Linked DNA regions of Homo sapiens: regions 2, 3, 4 and 5 are each linked to region 1. Evidence: chromatin contacts called from ENCODE Hi-C or POLR2A ChIA-PET data. All regions are on one chromosome and are shown on one strand. The core of a region is the stretch at or near the end of the contact, and the rest is flanking DNA. Distances in the headings are between cores, read along the strand shown.

The links. Hi-C counts contacts between places; a loop is a spot of excess contacts on that map. ChIA-PET counts read pairs that join two places held with the same protein, here RNA polymerase II (POLR2A). Pooled maps may share reads with other maps.
Region 2: a loop to region 1 is called in a map of GM12878, with 2.8 times the contacts of the local background. The contact joins the enhancer-like site here to the promoter of POLE4 in region 1. A Hi-C loop is called at or near these places in 1 of 168 maps with a recorded cell type or tissue (GM12878), 16 of 37 single-sample maps with no recorded cell type and 6 of 50 pooled maps.
Region 3: a loop to region 1 is called in a map of naive thymus-derived CD4-positive, alpha-beta T cell, with 26 times the contacts of the local background. The contact joins the promoter of PCGF1 here to the promoter of POLE4 in region 1. A Hi-C loop is called at or near these places in 1 of 168 maps with a recorded cell type or tissue (naive thymus-derived CD4-positive, alpha-beta T cell) and 12 of 50 pooled maps. POLR2A ChIA-PET finds 5 or more read pairs at or near these places in 1 of 52 experiments (OCI-LY7).
Region 4: a loop to region 1 is called in a pooled map, with 4 times the contacts of the local background. The contact joins the promoter of MOGS here to the promoter of POLE4 in region 1. A Hi-C loop is called at or near these places in 1 of 168 maps with a recorded cell type or tissue (CD8-positive, alpha-beta T cell), 1 of 37 single-sample maps with no recorded cell type and 11 of 50 pooled maps. POLR2A ChIA-PET finds 5 or more read pairs at or near these places in 2 of 52 experiments (PC-9 and activated naive CD4-positive, alpha-beta T cell).
Region 5: a pooled map shows a loop between it and region 1 (8-fold over the local background). The contact joins the promoter of TTC31 here to the promoter of POLE4 in region 1. A Hi-C loop is called at or near these places in 7 of 50 pooled maps. POLR2A ChIA-PET finds 5 or more read pairs at or near these places in 2 of 52 experiments (GM12878 and activated naive CD4-positive, alpha-beta T cell).

The regions. Positions count from the first base shown.
Region 1 is chr2:74,957,023-74,959,899 of GRCh38, reverse strand. POLE4 (DNA polymerase epsilon 4, accessory subunit) reads right to left here and starts at 1,257. Exons shown (of 4, transcript NM_019896.4): 1 at 1,008-1,257; 2 at 475-559. The coding sequence starts at 1,220. LOC105374809 (a long non-coding RNA gene) reads left to right here and starts at 1,021. Exons shown (of 5, transcript NR_187884.1): 1 at 1,021-1,168. RefSeq lists silencers at 809-1,048, 1,119-1,378 and enhancers at 670-1,170, 1,171-1,671.
Region 2 is chr2:75,430,244-75,433,248 of GRCh38, reverse strand. No RefSeq gene overlaps it. Among named protein-coding and RNA genes, the nearest start is that of EVA1A-AS, 92 kb to the left of the region's middle. RefSeq lists a silencer at 1-82 and enhancers at 153-422, 433-512. Within about 2 kb of position 1,373, at least 3 of the 41 ENCODE cell types and tissues checked have a DNase peak (open chromatin) inside an H3K27ac peak, as active enhancers do; they include GM12878, where a contact is called at or near this core.
Region 3 is chr2:74,506,174-74,509,446 of GRCh38, reverse strand. It overlaps PCGF1 (polycomb group ring finger 1), which reads left to right and starts at 1,752. Exons shown (of 9, transcript NM_032673.3): 1 at 1,752-1,871; 2 at 2,300-2,405; 3 at 2,563-2,715; 4 at 3,195-3,266. The coding sequence starts at 1,779. RefSeq lists enhancers at 943-1,002, 1,743-1,922, 1,559-2,489.
Region 4 is chr2:74,463,788-74,466,826 of GRCh38, reverse strand. MOGS (mannosyl-oligosaccharide glucosidase) reads left to right here and starts at 1,445. Exons shown (of 4, transcript NM_006302.3): 1 at 1,445-1,931; 2 at 2,105-2,331. The coding sequence starts at 1,580. RefSeq lists a silencer at 1,659-1,878.
Region 5 is chr2:74,481,781-74,484,938 of GRCh38, reverse strand. It overlaps TTC31 (tetratricopeptide repeat domain 31), which reads right to left and starts at 1,858. Exons shown (of 13, transcript NM_022492.6): 1 at 1,804-1,858; 2 at 1,529-1,617. The coding sequence starts at 1,843. CCDC142 (coiled-coil domain containing 142) reads left to right here and starts at 1,941. Exons shown (of 9, transcript NM_001365575.2): 1 at 1,941-3,122. The coding sequence starts at 2,102. RefSeq lists enhancers at 1,429-1,538, 1,859-2,398, 2,509-2,628, 2,699-2,798.

The DNA of each region.
Region 1 (2,877 bases), core at 8-2,507:
CATAGGCAAATACCATTCAACGCGGGGGTTGGGGGCCTCCTAAATTACCCCTAAATTATTTATTCGCTTTGCTCTTAAAGTTGTCAGAGAAGAACGTGGCAATAGACGCAGGGCGCATGAGAATACGGTATACGAAATCTTACCCAGGTGAGGGTTCCCAGCCAGACAAGAGTCAGAAATCAAATCCCCAGTTGCTAGGTGAAAAAGAAATATCTTTTTCTGGTGCAATTTGGCAGAAGGTATGAAGGGATCCAGTCCGCTACGGCAACCCCAGACACCTTCACACACTGCCCCGCCACCCCAAGCAGACAGCCTCTACAGGTAGGGCTTCCTGGCACTGTGGCCAACAGAAACCATCCTGGGGAGAGACGCTGTGGCACCTCTCAGATCAGAGTGACGTCTTCTCAACCTGCACAAGGGGAAACCAGCCCAGCCCTCCCTTGTCTGTCCCCAGACACTGCAGTGCCACTCTACCCAAGTCTCTCCTCTGAAGGGTTTTCCTTTTTCCCTGCTGAGCGCAACAGTAGGCATCTTTTGCAATGGTCTCCACAAACAGTTCCTGTGAAGTAAAAAAGCAAAGTTTTAGTAATGGGTTCTAACACACTGAGGAGGTGAGGGCTCCGGTTTGTGGGTGGGGGCAGAAAGGGAGAAGAAAGGCTCGGGGCAAGAAAATGTTCTGGAAGCTAAGATTGTCCTGGACTTCATGAAGATCCATTCCGCTACCCTCTTCCCAGTATTCTCCCTCATTCACTAAAGACTCCTACAAGTTCTGTACGAGGCCCTGGAGATACAAATTAAAGTCACTCACTATCCAGGTCCTCAACAAGAGGGAGGAGTGTTAACAAAACTCGCACAGGTCCCCGGCCCCTTTCCTCCGCCTTCCGGGTCCACGCCCACATCTCAAAACCCGGGCCACGCCGCCCTAAGCCCCGCCCGCGGGAGGCCCCGAGGCCCCGCCCCACACTCCACCTCCCCCACTCCCGCATGCCCTCGCGCTGCAGGCGCACCGCGGCTCGTGCCAGAATGAAGATGGCTTCCTGTCCCGCTAGCGTCACGTCGGGATCTGCCTTCACCAAGGCCTTCACTCGCGCCAGAGGCAACCTCGAGAGACGAGCCCCAGGCACACTCGTTGGGGCCTGGGGCTGCGAGGCCGCTGCCTCCCCAGCAGGTCCCTCCTCCTCTCGGGGCGTCCCGCTTCCTGCCGCCGCCGCCGCCGCCATCCCGGCCTTGAGCGTGCTGCGCGCGGCCGCCGACTGTGCGCGCGCATGCGGCGCAGGCCCTTTCCCGCGCGGGCTGGAGGCCACACCCTGTGTAGGCGCGCGGCTCCGCCCCTACGCGGCAGTGCGCTGCCAGGAAACCGGGTGGGCGGGGGTCGGGCTCCGGCTCTTCCCACGCGCCTAGCCACCCGTGGGCTGTCGTGCACTTGGTTGACGCTACCGGCGACCCTCTGGCCCCGACGGGCCTGTGGAGCCCAGGCACCTCCCATTGGTGCCTGTGCCTGGCTGGTGAGGGGAGAAATCTAGACCAGGCTCGCAAGAGAGTCTCCGTCAAAACAGAGTGTGCATATTCCAAGGCTAACGAGGGCACGTGTCCGAGGGAGGCCCGGCCCTGGAGGGCCCAGCATCGTGGAAGAGGGTGCCAAGGAGGCAGCGAAATCTGGACCAAATTCAAGGATAACCAGTTATAGATGCTCTTGAAGGAGGGGTAGGGCTTTTGGCAGGCAGAAATGAAGAAATTCAGCCCAGCCAGAGGAAACAAGAAAAAGTCATGGAGGCTAGAAAAGATGAAATTGTGGTGGTGAGGCATCCACGTTTGTTCAAAAAGAGGTTGCATCACAGCTTTGGTTCTCAAATTTGACCTCAAGATCCCTTTACGGTCTTAAAGATTGTTAAAGAGCCCAGGGAGCTTTTGTTTCTGTCAGTTATATCAATACTTACTATATTAGAATTAAAGTTTTAAAATATTGATTTAAAATTACTAATGCGTTACCAGCTAACAAACAACATTTTTATGACAAGTAATTTTTTTTAAATCTAGTAAGAAAAGTCTCTAATGTCTGATTTCATGTGAGAACTGGATTCTCTAGCTGCTTCTGTTGCTAACGTTAGCACTTCTCAGGTAGCTCTTAAAAAACTACTACATCTTGAGAGAATGTGAATGAAAAAGGCAACCTCATAGTAGTATTAAGAAAATAATTTTGGCCTCATGGACTCCTGAAAAGGGTCTCCAGAAAATTCCCACCCCCATGAATCCCCACACCACACTTGGAGGTCTGATAGCGTAGAGGAACAGTTAATATTTAAAATAGGTTTAATCTAAGTCAATCATAATAATAGTGAACACCTTTAAACATTTACTATGTGCATGATTCAAAGTGTTTTAGATTTATGTAAATCATAACTTCTGTAATTTTCACAATACCCTATTGAGGTAAATATTATAACCTTCTTTTTCAAACCTTATTTGAAAAAATTGAGGTGCAGAGTGGTTACTGAGTCGCATACACAGGGCAGAATGTGGTGAAGCCAAGATGAAGCTGAATTAAACACATCTGAAATCACTCAGTTCCAAAATTATGTAGTAAACTCTGACTGGTGTAGGAGTGGAAAGGTGTGAAACCTTTCTTTACCCATTTTAAGGGTCACAGCTGACACTCCTATAACACACACAAAAAGCCTAACAAGTCTAATCAAAGTTTTACATGACATGAGAGTCCAAAAATGCAGACCATGAGACCTAGAGGAAACTATTTTTATGCTTAGGTTATATGAAGAAGGGATCGCTGTGTAGAAATGTGATTAGAGGCCTGGTACGGTGGGTCACACTTGTAATCCCAACACTTTGGGAAGCCAAGGCAGGAGGACCGCCTGAGCCCAG
Region 2 (3,005 bases), core at 124-2,623, 470 kb before region 1:
TGGCTGCTGCCCTTCCTCCAAGTCTCTTGGAAGGCTTAGACAGTAGGCGGCTGCCCCTCCCCACCAGGAACTCAGCCTGTTTAAGCAGTTTCTAGCTGAGTGGCTGTTGAGAATCTGCTCAGCTTTGTGGTTTTCTAGGCCCCAGTGGTGTGAGCTCACTAGTGAGATTTTCTAATCTGTGGATTACACAGTTCCATGGGAAAAGCACAGTTTCCCAGGCTGGATAGCACTCTTACTCACCACCTTCCTTGGCTGGGGGGTGGAAGCTCCCCTGTCCTGTGTGGCTCTCAGGTGGGCCACTGCACCATTCTGCTCTTCCTTTCTTTCTGTGGGTCACGCCAGCTGCCTAGGGTCAGTCCTGATGACAGAACCTGCATACCTTGGTTGCCGGTGCTGGATTTGCATGCTGTTTTGGTTCTTTTCAGTGGGAGCGTCTGATCACTGCTGCTTCTAGTTGGCCATCTTGACTGCAGTCATTCTTTCTATCTTAGAGCTTCTGATAGATGTGTAGTAGTATCTCACTATGGCTTTAATTTGCATTTTCCTAATGGCTAAAAACATAGAACATCTTTTCATGTGCTTATTTATCTTCTGTATTTGTTTTTTGACGAAATGCCTTTTCATGCCTCCTGCCCATTTTCTACTTGGATTGTTAGCTTTTTTGTTATTGAATTTGGAGAATTTAAAATATATATATATTCTTGACATTAGTCCTTTGTTGGGCATATGGTTTTAAAATATTTTATTCTCCTCTATGGTTTGCATTCTTATCCACTGTTACAGTTTTTTCTGATTCATTCTAATTCCTAGCCTCTTTCCTTCAATGCTGTCTTCAGAGGTATTTTAGTACCAGGAACTCCTAACATGAAAATCCTTGTAGGATTCCAGTAGAGACTGGAAAATTGTTTATAAAACTGGTAAAATTTACATAAATATCTGGATCTTAGCTTCTCCAAAAGAATCAGGTAATCAGGCAACACTGGTTTGCATTTATTTTGATAACACTCAGAACTCACTTTAGATAGTACTCTCTGAGTTTTCACTTTCTTCACTTTTTCCTGTTGGCTAATAACCAGACTGCTTTATTTACTTCTGTTAGAGTTTGTATATGGTTGGTTTGTCCCACCAAATCTTACATTGAAGTTTGATCCCAGTGTTGGAGGTGGAAACTACTGGGAGGTATTTGTGTCACTGGGGGTGGATCCCTCATGAATAGATTAATCCTTTCTCTGGGGAGGGGTTGAGATGAATGAGTTCTCATACTATTAGTTCCCATGAGAGCTGGTTATTAAAAAAGAACCTAGAGTTTCCTTCTCTCACTTCCTCTCTTACCAGGTGATCTCTGTACACATTGGCTCCCCTTTGCCTTCTGCCATGAGTGAAAGCAGCCCGAGGCTTTTGCCAGATGCAAATGCCCAATCCTGAACTTTTCAGCACTCCAGAATTGTGAGCCAAATAAATCTTTTTTCTTTATAAATTGCCCAGCCTCAAGTATTCTTTTATAGCAGGACAAAATGGACTAAGATGCTTCTTTACCTGCCTAGCCCTGGTAGGCATTAAGATTTTAACCCCTGGCTGACACAGTACAGTTTAAATTCTCTTGCATGATATGGTAGGCTGAATTATGTTCCCCAAAAACACCTAAGTCCTTGTAAAACAAAAATAAAATTCTAACCCCCCCACCCCCACCCCAACCATCTGAATGGACTTCCTCCTCAGCCAGGACACTCTTAAAATTTAACCTGAAAGATTGGTTCAGGCCATTGCAGGAAGTGGGGCTCAGACATGCCTCATTACGCCTCTCTGGCATTAACATCAACACAGACCTTAAGTCTGATAAGAAGTATTTACAATCTATTCTCTCTGAAGCCTGCTACCTGAAGACTTTCTCTGCACACTAAGAACTTTAGTCTCCACAATCCTTTATCTTAACCCAGACATTATCTATTTTCTTTCTATTGATCCCAGGTCTTTATATAAACTCAACCATTTGGCAACCAGAAAATTTAAAAATCACCTATAATCTGGAAGCTCCCCCCAGCCCCCCACTTCAAATTGTCCTGCCTTTCTGAACTGGACTCATGTATTTCTTAAATGTATTTGATTGAAGTCTCATGTCTCCCTAACATGTATAAAACCAAGCTGCACCCCAACTTACACAGCGTCCATGTGAAGAGACCACCACAGGCTTTGTGTGAGCAACAAGGCTGTTTATTCCAGCTGGGTGCAGGCGGGCTGAGTCCAAAAAGAGAGTCAGAGAAGGGAGATAGGGGTGGGGCCGTTTTATAGGATTTGGGTAGGTAGTGGGAAAATTACAGTCAAAGGGGGTTGTTCTCTGGCTGGCAGGGGCAGGGGACATAAGATGCTCAGTGGGGGAGCTTTTGAGCCAGGATGAGCCAGGAGAAGGAATTTCACAAGGTAATGTCATCAGTTAAGGCAGGAACAGGCCATTTTCACTTCTTTTGTGATTCTTCAGTTACTTCAGGCCATTTGGATGTATACGTGCAGGTCACAGGGGATATGATGGCTTAGCTTGGGCTCAGAGGCCTGACACAACCCCCTTGGGCACGTGTTCTCAGGACTTCCTGAGGGCTGTGTGACAGGCTGTGGTCACTCGTATTTGGCACAGAATAAATCTCTTCAAATATCTTACAGAATTTGCCTCTTTTTATTGACATCCTGATTCCTAGAACCTGCAAATACGTTACCTTATGTAGCAAAAGGGACTTTGTTGAGGTTGATTAAGTTAAGGATCTTGAGAGGGGGAATTATCCTGGATTATCTGGATAGGCTTGATGTAATCACAAGGGTTCTTACAAAACAAGAGCAGAAGGGACAGGGTCAGAGACGAGATGTGGACAGAAGCAGAAGCTGAAATTATGCACTTTGTAGACAAAGGTAGAGGCTGCAATTCAAGGGATGCAAATGGCCTCTAGAAACTGGAAAAGGCAAGAGAACAGATCTCCCATTGAATGTCCAGAAGCAGTGCAGCTCTTCTGATACCT
Region 3 (3,273 bases), core at 503-3,002, 450 kb after region 1:
GAGTGATTACAGCAGCCTCATGAGTAAAGACCTGAAAGAAGGAGGGAGCCATTTTGGATACCTAAGCATTTCAAGTTGGGGACACAGTGGAAGGATATCCTGGTGTATCTGAAGAGACTATGCAGGCCCTTGCACACCACTCTGAGACTTTGACTTTCATTCTGATTGAAAAGGGAAGCTCTCAACAGGTTTTAAACGTAAAAAAGGAACAACCTAATTTTTCAACTTTATTTTTAATAGCTTTCTTGAAGTATAATGGACATATAAACTGCAAATATTTGAAGTGTACAATTTGATAAGTTTTGACATATGTATATACCCATGATACCATCATCACCATAAAAATAATAAACATATCCACATCTCAAAAATTGTCCTTTGTCCTTTGTGTTTCATGTTTTATCAGAATCACTAGCTCTGAGAAACAGCACTCAACTGTGATGTTGAGAACAGGCGAAGGGGGACTCAAGGAAAACAGTCAAGAGGCCACTACAGAGGACAGATGATAGTGGCTCGGACCAGGGAAGTAGGTAAACAGGGGCTGTAACGAATAATTGATTAATCACTAATCTCATAACTTCTTGCTGCATATTCACTTCAATTCACTCTGAAGAGAAATGAACAAAAATGTCGCTTTCACAGGATAACCTCCCTTCAAAAAAGTCCGCTAGCTCCCAATTGCCCTCAGGCTAAAAATCGCAACTCTTTATGGCCCTGCTTTTTCTATTACCACTCTCAAATCTACATCTTGACCTTCCTGTCCTCTGGTCATTCCCCTCCACGTCCTTTCTATTTCACCACACTTCCACCCCCTCCCCCAAGTCTAAATTGTGCCCAAAGTCCCACTTTCTCCAGAAAGCCTTTTTTGAGGTCTCCATTGGAATCTCTCCCTTCTCGTATCTCCAGTTGCATTTGATGTTAATACCTCATAGCAAATTTATCCCTTTTTAAGTACCCAGAGCCGGCGGTGTAGAGCTCTCGAGCGAGCACCCCGCGTAGTCCCCAAGTGCGGGACTGGGCCTATGCTACTACAGGCGCTCGCTGCCTAAGCCTGTCTGTGTGTGGCAGTGTCCTAGTCGTCCTCCCCTCCTCCTTCGGCATCTGCTCTGCATTAGTCTGTCCCAGGCCTCCGCAGGCGCCGATGATTAAATCATCATCATTAACCAGGGCCTGCCCCCCCCATCCCCGGCAGCAGGGGGGAGAATGGGGGAATAAGATCACTACCAAGTCCCTGGGGGTCTCTCACTCCCCATCCCCCGGCACCCTCTCCGAGACTCTGCAAAGCCCAAGAAACTCCCTCCGTGAAGCCGGGAGAAGACCCGCCATCTGGACGAAGCTCCGCTACGCGGACGCCGACAGGGCGGCATTACGAGGAGAGGACCCAGGAGGGGCTTCTTCAGCAGGGTCGTCGTCACAGAAGACCGACGACCCTGAGCGGGTAGCGGGCACAGACTGCCAGGCCTTTGGGGGTAGGAGGGGGCAGTCTTTCGCAGGCTCCGAAAGTTAGTCTTGAGGTCGCGTAGGGCCTATTATGATGATTTCTACAGGAGGTTGAAGAGATAAGACCCTTCCCTGTGCTCCCCCCCCCCCACTCCTTAATTACGGATTGAGCAGGGGAGGGGCCGGTGGGGCTCAGGTGAGCACACAGGGAGAAAGGGACGTGGGCGGGGCCTTACAGAGGGTGAGCGAATCCGAAAAGACCTAGAACCTCGTTGCTGGGAGACAAGTCCCGCCCTGCAGGCGGCACCGGAAGTGGCCGGCTGGGATCAGCCTTTAAGATGGCGTCTCCTCAGGGGGGCCAGATTGCGATCGCGATGAGGCTTCGGAACCAGCTCCAGTCAGTGTACAAGATGGACCCGCTACGGAACGAGGTGCAAGGGCGGCAGGGTTACTGCTGTGGTCGGCCAGCGGTGCGAATTGGGGCGGGCTAAAGGACGGGCGGTGGCTGGCCGGGCGCCCAGTGCGCCTGCGCAGAGACAGAGTGCCCAGTGCGCCTGCGTGGTTGCGATCGGGTTGCCAAACTCCGGTTAGGACGCCTGCGCGTTGTGTCGCCGACGTTGTGTAGTCTCCCCTGGGAAAGGAGGGTCAGGCGAGTCCACGTGAGGGAAGCCCCCGCTGTGCGCGGAGCCCTCTGCTGGGCGGAGGGGGAGTGCCAGCCCCCAGGAGCTAATCCCCGGCTGATGGCGCAGGGCGCGGGGCTTGGCCGTCTAGTGTGATGAAGGAGGCGACCCCCAAGGTGGGAAGGCGCACGGGTTGGGGTTTGAGGGTGGATGATTGGTGACGGAGGGTGTATCTTCAGGAGGAGGTTCGAGTGAAGATCAAAGACTTGAATGAACACATTGTTTGCTGCCTATGCGCCGGCTACTTCGTGGATGCCACCACCATCACAGAGTGTCTTCATACTTGTGAGTGCCTTGGAGACTGCCTAGTTCTTCCAGTCCCTAGTCTTCACCAAGCTGACTGCCAGCTTCTGTGCGGCCTGCCTCACGCATCCAGGCACCCCACCCAGCCCATGAATCCAGTTTCCAGAGGGCCTGAGAATCTGCTTTTCTTTTCCTGCAGTCTGCAAGAGTTGTATTGTGAAGTACCTCCAAACTAGCAAGTACTGCCCCATGTGCAACATTAAGATCCACGAGACACAGCCACTGCTCAACCTCAAACTGGACCGGGTCATGCAGGACATCGTGTATAAGCTGGTGCCTGGCTTGCAAGACAGTGAGTCACCAACCTGACTTTGAGGGGCCTCTTGAGGACTAATTGCTGAGTGGCAGCTTGAGGTGACGGGTTTGGTAGGACTCACGTAGGCAGAAGGCCAAAGATGAGGGAAGGACAAAAAGTGAGGAAGGGCTAATACTTTATTCTTTTTTTTCTTTTTTTGAGACGGAGTCTTGCCCAGGCTGGAGTGCAGTGGCGCAATCTCAGCTCACTGCAAGCTCCACCTCCTGGATTCATGCCATTCTCCTGCCTCAGCCTCCTGAGTAGCTGGGACTACAGGCGCCCACCACCATGCCCAGCTAATTTTTTATATTTTTTAGTAGAGACGGGGTTTCACCATGTTAGCCAGGATGGCCTCAATCTCCTGACTTCATGATCTGCCCACCTCTGCCTCCCAAAGTGCTGGGATTACAGGCGTGAGCCACCGCGCCCGGCCCCGAAGGGCTAATACTTTATTCTCATACTTCACCTTCTTCTAGGTGAAGAGAAACGGATTCGGGAATTCTACCAGTCCCGAGGTTTGGACCGGGTCACCCAGCCCACTGGGGAAGGTATGTC
Region 4 (3,039 bases), core at 196-2,695, 490 kb after region 1:
ATAATTAACTGGCTGTTATTTTGGGTCAGTCTTAACTACTCTCCTCATCTGTAAAAATGGGGGTGGTCTGGCCAGGCGCGGTGGCTCACGCCTGTAATCCCAGCACTTTGGGAGGCCGAGGTGGGTGGATCACCTGAGGTCAGGAGTTCGAGACCAGCCTGGCAAACCTGGTGAAACTCCATCTCTACTAAAAATACAAAAATTAGCTGGGCGTGGTGGTGGGCACCTGTAATCCCAGCTACTCGTGAGGCTGAGGCAGGAGAATCACTTGAACCCTGGAGGCAGAGGTTGCAGTGAGCCGAGATCATGCCATTGCACTCCAGCCTGGTGACAGAGCGAGACTCCGTCTCAAAAAAAAAAAAAAAAAAAAAATGGGTATGGTTCAACATGCATTGAGTGCTGGCATTGTGCTTCTAGACTGTGAACTTGAGGTTGGGGCCATTTTCTCTGAGTCCCCAGCACCTTGCATAATGCGATATAGGGTGTACAATAAACATGTGTTGAATTTATAAATATTTAGCATCTGCCTTATGCCTATAATTGATTAGTACTGTGATACAAAGATGAAAAATGAAACAGGTATGTAATAAGTGCTACAATAAGGATGTCGACAAATGCAACGGTAGCAAGAAAGACAAAAACAGGACTAACCATTGGGTTTGGTCAGATGATTTCATAAGCAAAAAGTCTACCACTAGTGGAGAGTGGGGCCACCAGTCAGATTATAGTGAAATATAAGTGGTCGTGTTGCATAAAGCATCAGTCTCTCTCTCTCTCTCTCTCTCTCCCTCCGTCCCTCCCTCCCTCCCTCCATCTCTCTCTCTCTCTCTCTTTCTTTTTTTTTGAAACAGTTTCACTCTTGTTGCCCAAGCTGGAGTGCAATGGCGCAATATCGGCTCACTGCAACCTCCGCCTCCCAGGTTCAAGCAATTCTCCTGCCTCAGCCTCCCGAATAGCTGGGATTACAGGCACCCACCACCACACCCGGCTAATTTTTGTATTTTTAGTAGAGATGGGGTTTCACCAAGTTGACCAGGCTGGTCTCCAACTCCTCATGTCTGGTGATCCACCTGCCTCGGCCTCCCAAAGTGCTGGGATTACAGATGTGCGCCTCGGTGCCTGGCCACATCAGTCTTTTTTTTTTTTTTTTGAGACGAAGTCTCGCTCTGTCGCCCAGGCTGGAGTGCAGTGGCACAATCTCGGCTCACTGCAACCTCCGCCTCCCGGGTTCAAACGATTCTCATGCCTCAGCCCAACGTTAGATTGGTTTTTCCGAGCCTGTGAACTCCATGGGGTCGCCAGATAAACGCAATCCCGGTGGACCAACGCCCAGGACAGACGCTACGTACCAACCCTGTGTCAAGCCGCAGGCAGCGGTTCCGGACTCTGGGACTTAACCTAACGTGGCGGGGCGGGACTTCCGGCGGGAGGCGGAGGCGGAGGCGCAGGCGCTGGCTGGCAGGTGTCGCTAACCGGACGGTGGTCGCCAGGGCGAGAGGCGGGAGCCGGAGAGGTGAGGCAGGACCCGGGCTCCACTGCCGCCTCTCCGAGCTCTTGTGACGCGGACCTCAGTGCCAGGATGGCTCGGGGCGAGCGGCGGCGCCGCGCAGTGCCGGCAGAGGGAGTGCGGACAGCCGAGAGGGCGGCTCGGGGAGGCCCCGGGCGACGGGACGGCCGGGGCGGCGGGCCGCGTAGCACGGCTGGAGGAGTGGCTCTGGCCGTCGTGGTCCTGTCTTTGGCCCTGGGTATGTCGGGGCGCTGGGTGCTGGCGTGGTACCGTGCGCGGCGGGCGGTCACGCTGCACTCCGCGCCTCCTGTGTTGCCTGCCGACTCCTCCAGCCCCGCCGTGGCCCCGGACCTCTTCTGGGGAACCTACCGCCCTCACGTCTACTTCGGCATGAAGACCCGCAGCCCGAAGCCCCTCCTCACCGGTAACCGGGCCCCAGGGCGGGCAGGCAGGCGGACTCCTAATCTGGGCGCCCCAGCTTGAAGCGAGAGCAAGGGTGGGAAGGAATGGATCAGGAGAGTTATGAAGAGGGATGACCCGGAGACCCGGAGGGACAGGTCCCCTGCTCTTTGACTTACGTGGCCATTCTACCCCCAGGACTGATGTGGGCGCAGCAGGGCACCACCCCGGGGACTCCTAAGCTCAGGCACACGTGTGAGCAGGGGGACGGTGTGGGTCCCTATGGCTGGGAGTTCCACGACGGCCTCTCCTTCGGGCGCCAACACATCCAGGATGGGGCCTTAAGGCTCACCACTGAGTTCGTCAAGAGGCCTGGGGGTCAGCACGGAGGGGACTGGAGCTGGAGAGTGACTGTAGAGCCTCAGGTCAGGGCCTCAGGACACCCTTTTCTCAGCCCAGACCCCCTCCATCCTTCCCTTGCTGCCAGCAAATGCAGCATGAAGTGGGCTCTGGCTGCCTGGCTTAAATCCTGCCTTAAACAACTGCCTGTATAACCATTTCTATTTACCATCTCTAAGCCTTGATTTCCTTGCTTGTAAAATGTACAATGTAGATAATAATAGCACTTAACTCACAGGACTGTAAGAATTAAATGAAAAAGAGGCTGGGCGCGGTGGCTCACGCCTGTAATCCCAGTACTTTGGGAGGCCGAGGCTGGCGGATCACCTGAGGTCAGGAGTTCCAGACCAGCCTGACCAAAATGGAGAAACACCGTCTCTACTGAAAATATAAAATTAGCCGGGCGTGGTGGCGCATGCCTGTGATCCAAGCTACTTGGGAGGCTGAGGCAGGAGAATTGCTTGAACCAGGGAGGTGGAGGTTGCGCTGAGCCGAGATCGTGCCATTGCACTCCAGCCTGGGCAACAAGAGCAAAACTCCATCTCAAGAAAAAAAAAAAAGCCAGGCGCGGTGGCTCACGCCTGTAATCCCAGCACTTTGGGAGGCTGAGGCGGGCGGATCATGAGGTCAGGAGATGGAGACCATCCTGGCTAACACGGTGAAACCCGGTCTCTACTAAAAATACAAAAAATTAGCTGGGCGTGGTGGCGGGCGCCTATTGTCGCAGCTACTCG
Region 5 (3,158 bases), core at 609-3,108, 480 kb after region 1:
AAAGTTTGTGTTATTAACCAAAATTGGGATTAGAAGAAAAGCAACCAATTTACAAACATGATAAATTAATTTAACAAAAGTTAATTAAATTAACTTTTGGGTTTGAGTTTGAGATTCTAGGGAGTATAGCGCCTCAATGCTTCCAAATCTGATCCTGTCCCTCCTTCGAAAACCCTGCTGTCTACCGGGCATGGTGGCTCACACCTGCAATCCCAGCACTCTGGGAGGCCAAGGCGGGCGGATCACGAGGTCAAGAGATCGAGACCATGCTGGCCAACATGGTGAAACCCAGTCTCTACTAAAAATACAAAAATTAGCTGGGACTGGTGGCATGTGCCTGTAGTCCCAGCTACTCAGGAGGCTGAGGCAGAAGAATTGCTTGAACCAGAGAGGCGGAGGTTGCAGTGAGCCAAGATCACACCACTGCACTCCAGCCTGGGCGACAGAGTGAGACTCCATCTTAAAAAAAAACAAAAAACAAAAAAACTCTGTTGCCTACTTGAGAACATCCAAACCCCTGTGCTAAGTCAAAGCCTTTCAAGCCATCTGCTGCCTTCTCTCCCACCCCATCTTTTACTGTTCCAACCAGATTCTCTACTCTGGTCTCACTTTGGTAAAGTTCTCTCAACTTTTCCTTGTTTTACTGTCTTTGCTCACACTGTCCCCTCCATCTATAAAAAGATATTTTTTCATTTTTTTTTTGAAATGGAGTCTCCCTCTGTTGCCCAGGCTGGAGTGCAGTGGTGTGATCTTGGCTCACTGCAACCTCTGCCTCCCGGGTTCAAGCGATTCTCCTGCCTCAGTAACCCCAGTGACTGGGATTACAGGCGCACACCACCACGCCCAGCTAGTTTTTCGTATTTTTGGTAGAGATGGCGTTTCACCATGTTGGCCAGGCTGGTCTCGAACTCCCGACCTCAAGTGATCCGCCCCCCTAGGCCTCCCAAAGTGCTGAGATTACAGGTGTGAGCCACTGGGCCCAGCTTTTTTTTTTTTTTAGACAGAGTCTCACCGTTCCCCAGGCTGGAGTGCAGTGGCACGATCATGGTTCACTGAAACCTTGACCTCCCGCGCTCAAGAGATCCCCCACCCACCACGCGGGCTAAATTTTTTAAAAACATTTTTGTAGAGATGGGGTCTCACTATGTTGCCCAGGCTGGTCTCTAACTCCTGGGCTCAAGCAATCCTCCCGTCTCAGCCTCCCAAAGTGTTGAGATTACAGGCACAAGCCACCGCGCCCGGCCTCCATCTTTTCCCAAGGAACTCGTACCCACTCCCTAATCCTCAACTCAGAGACCCTTGTCTGCTCAATTCTACCCACTTCGAGCATCTGTTACATCAGGATCATCCTCCTGATCCCCTGCCCCTCACTTGCCTAAGATCCTCAAGGGCATGGCCGGAGACTACAACTCCCCAAAGCCTCCAGAGCCCCGTCTGGCGCCCATCCGTCGCGGGTTTCTGCACAGCTGACTTCAAAGAGGCGTGACCAAAATGAGCAGGACTGGGGGAAACTGAGGGTCGCTTTTACCTCTTCGCCGTAATCCTCTGGACCGAATTCCTTGCAAAGTTTGGGTGCAGCAGCGACCTCCAGTGGGCAGCTGGGCCGTAGAGAGCAGTCTACAGGAAAGGAAGGCGGAGCCTCGTCAGCGGGCTCGGGACAGATGGGCTAGAGTCCTCCCCACTCTACCCTCGACTCTCCGCCCTCTGCATAAAATCCTACTCGAAACGTTCAGACCACAGGTGGACCCAAGAGGGGCTGCCTCTGCCCTCCTAGACCCCCACTGGTCTTGTCATACCGCTCACCTAGCTTGATCCGCCCCACAGTCTTTGGAATCGGCGCCATCGCATCTACAGTGACCCGGAAATGAAAGGTAGTCTAGTATTTGATACCAGCCAAAGGGCGGGGTGGGACAGAGTGGGCGGCCATGTTTGTTAGGGGCAGAAGCCTCCCATTACGGAGCACGAGAGAGTCCATGAAGGTCCCCGCGACTCCCGGACTGGAGAAAACGGCTCTTGCGATGGGGCGAAGTCCGAGCTGCGGCGGGCGTTGGTCCGTGCAGGGAAGTGGGAATCGTTAGGTTCGTTCTGGACCCGCCGCCCCATGGCCCAGGCGTCTCGCTCAGGTAGCCTGCCTCCACTCGTTATCGTGCCCCCGCTGAGGGCGCAACCCGGGGGCACTGGGGAGGAGCAGTGGGAGAGAAGTCGAACGGGCGGTCTTCGCTGGGAGGTTCACTGCTGGCCGAGCGGAACTTCTGGAGGGACGCCGTGGTGGCCGACGCCGGCGGATGTGAGCGAGGACTACGAGGCTGATGCTGCGGCCTGGAGGCGGGGGCCCGCAGGTGGCGGCCCGATCCCTCCCGCGCTGCAGCGTCTCCGGGCGGTGTTGCTGCGGCTGCATCGCGAGCGGGAGCAGCTCCTCCAGGCCCGAGACTGCGCCTACCACCTACAGTCGGCTGTGCGACTCATGAAGACCCTGAGTCCTGGCTCGCCATCCGGCGGCCCTAGCCCCTTGCCCCAGTGGTGCCGCGACCTGCAGCTGCACCCTTCCCAAGGGGCGGTTCTGCGAATCGGCCCTGGGGAGACTCTCGAGCCGCTGCTGCTAGCGCGCCCCATCGGACTAGCCGCCCAGTGCCTGGAGGCTGTCATCGAGATGCAGCTTCGCGCTCTCGGCCGGGAGCCCGCCAGCCCGGGCCTGTCGTCCCAACTCGCCGAGCTGCTCTTTGCACTTCCCGCCTACCACACACTACAGAGAAAAGCCTTGAGCCACGTCCCAGGGGCCGCACGTCCTTTCCCCACGTCCCGTGTGCTCCGCCTCTTGACGGGGGAGCGGGGTTGCCAGGTGGCAAGTCGGCTGGACGAGGCGCTCCAAGGATCGGCGTTGAGGGACCAGCTCCGCAGGCGGTGCCAAGAGGAGGGGGATCTGCTACCAGGGCTGCTGGGCCTGGTCGGGGGCGTGGCGGGTTCAGCCAGCTGTGGACTAGGGCTCGGAGGGGCTGGGGCCTTGTGGAGCCAATACTGGACCCTGCTGTGGGCAGCCTGTGCTCAGAGTCTGGACCTAAATCTGGGACCCTGGAGGGACCCCAGGGCAACAGCGCAACAGCTGAGTCAGGCACTGGGTCAGGGTGAGTGATGGGCTTGGGTGGGCGTTTGGGAAGGCT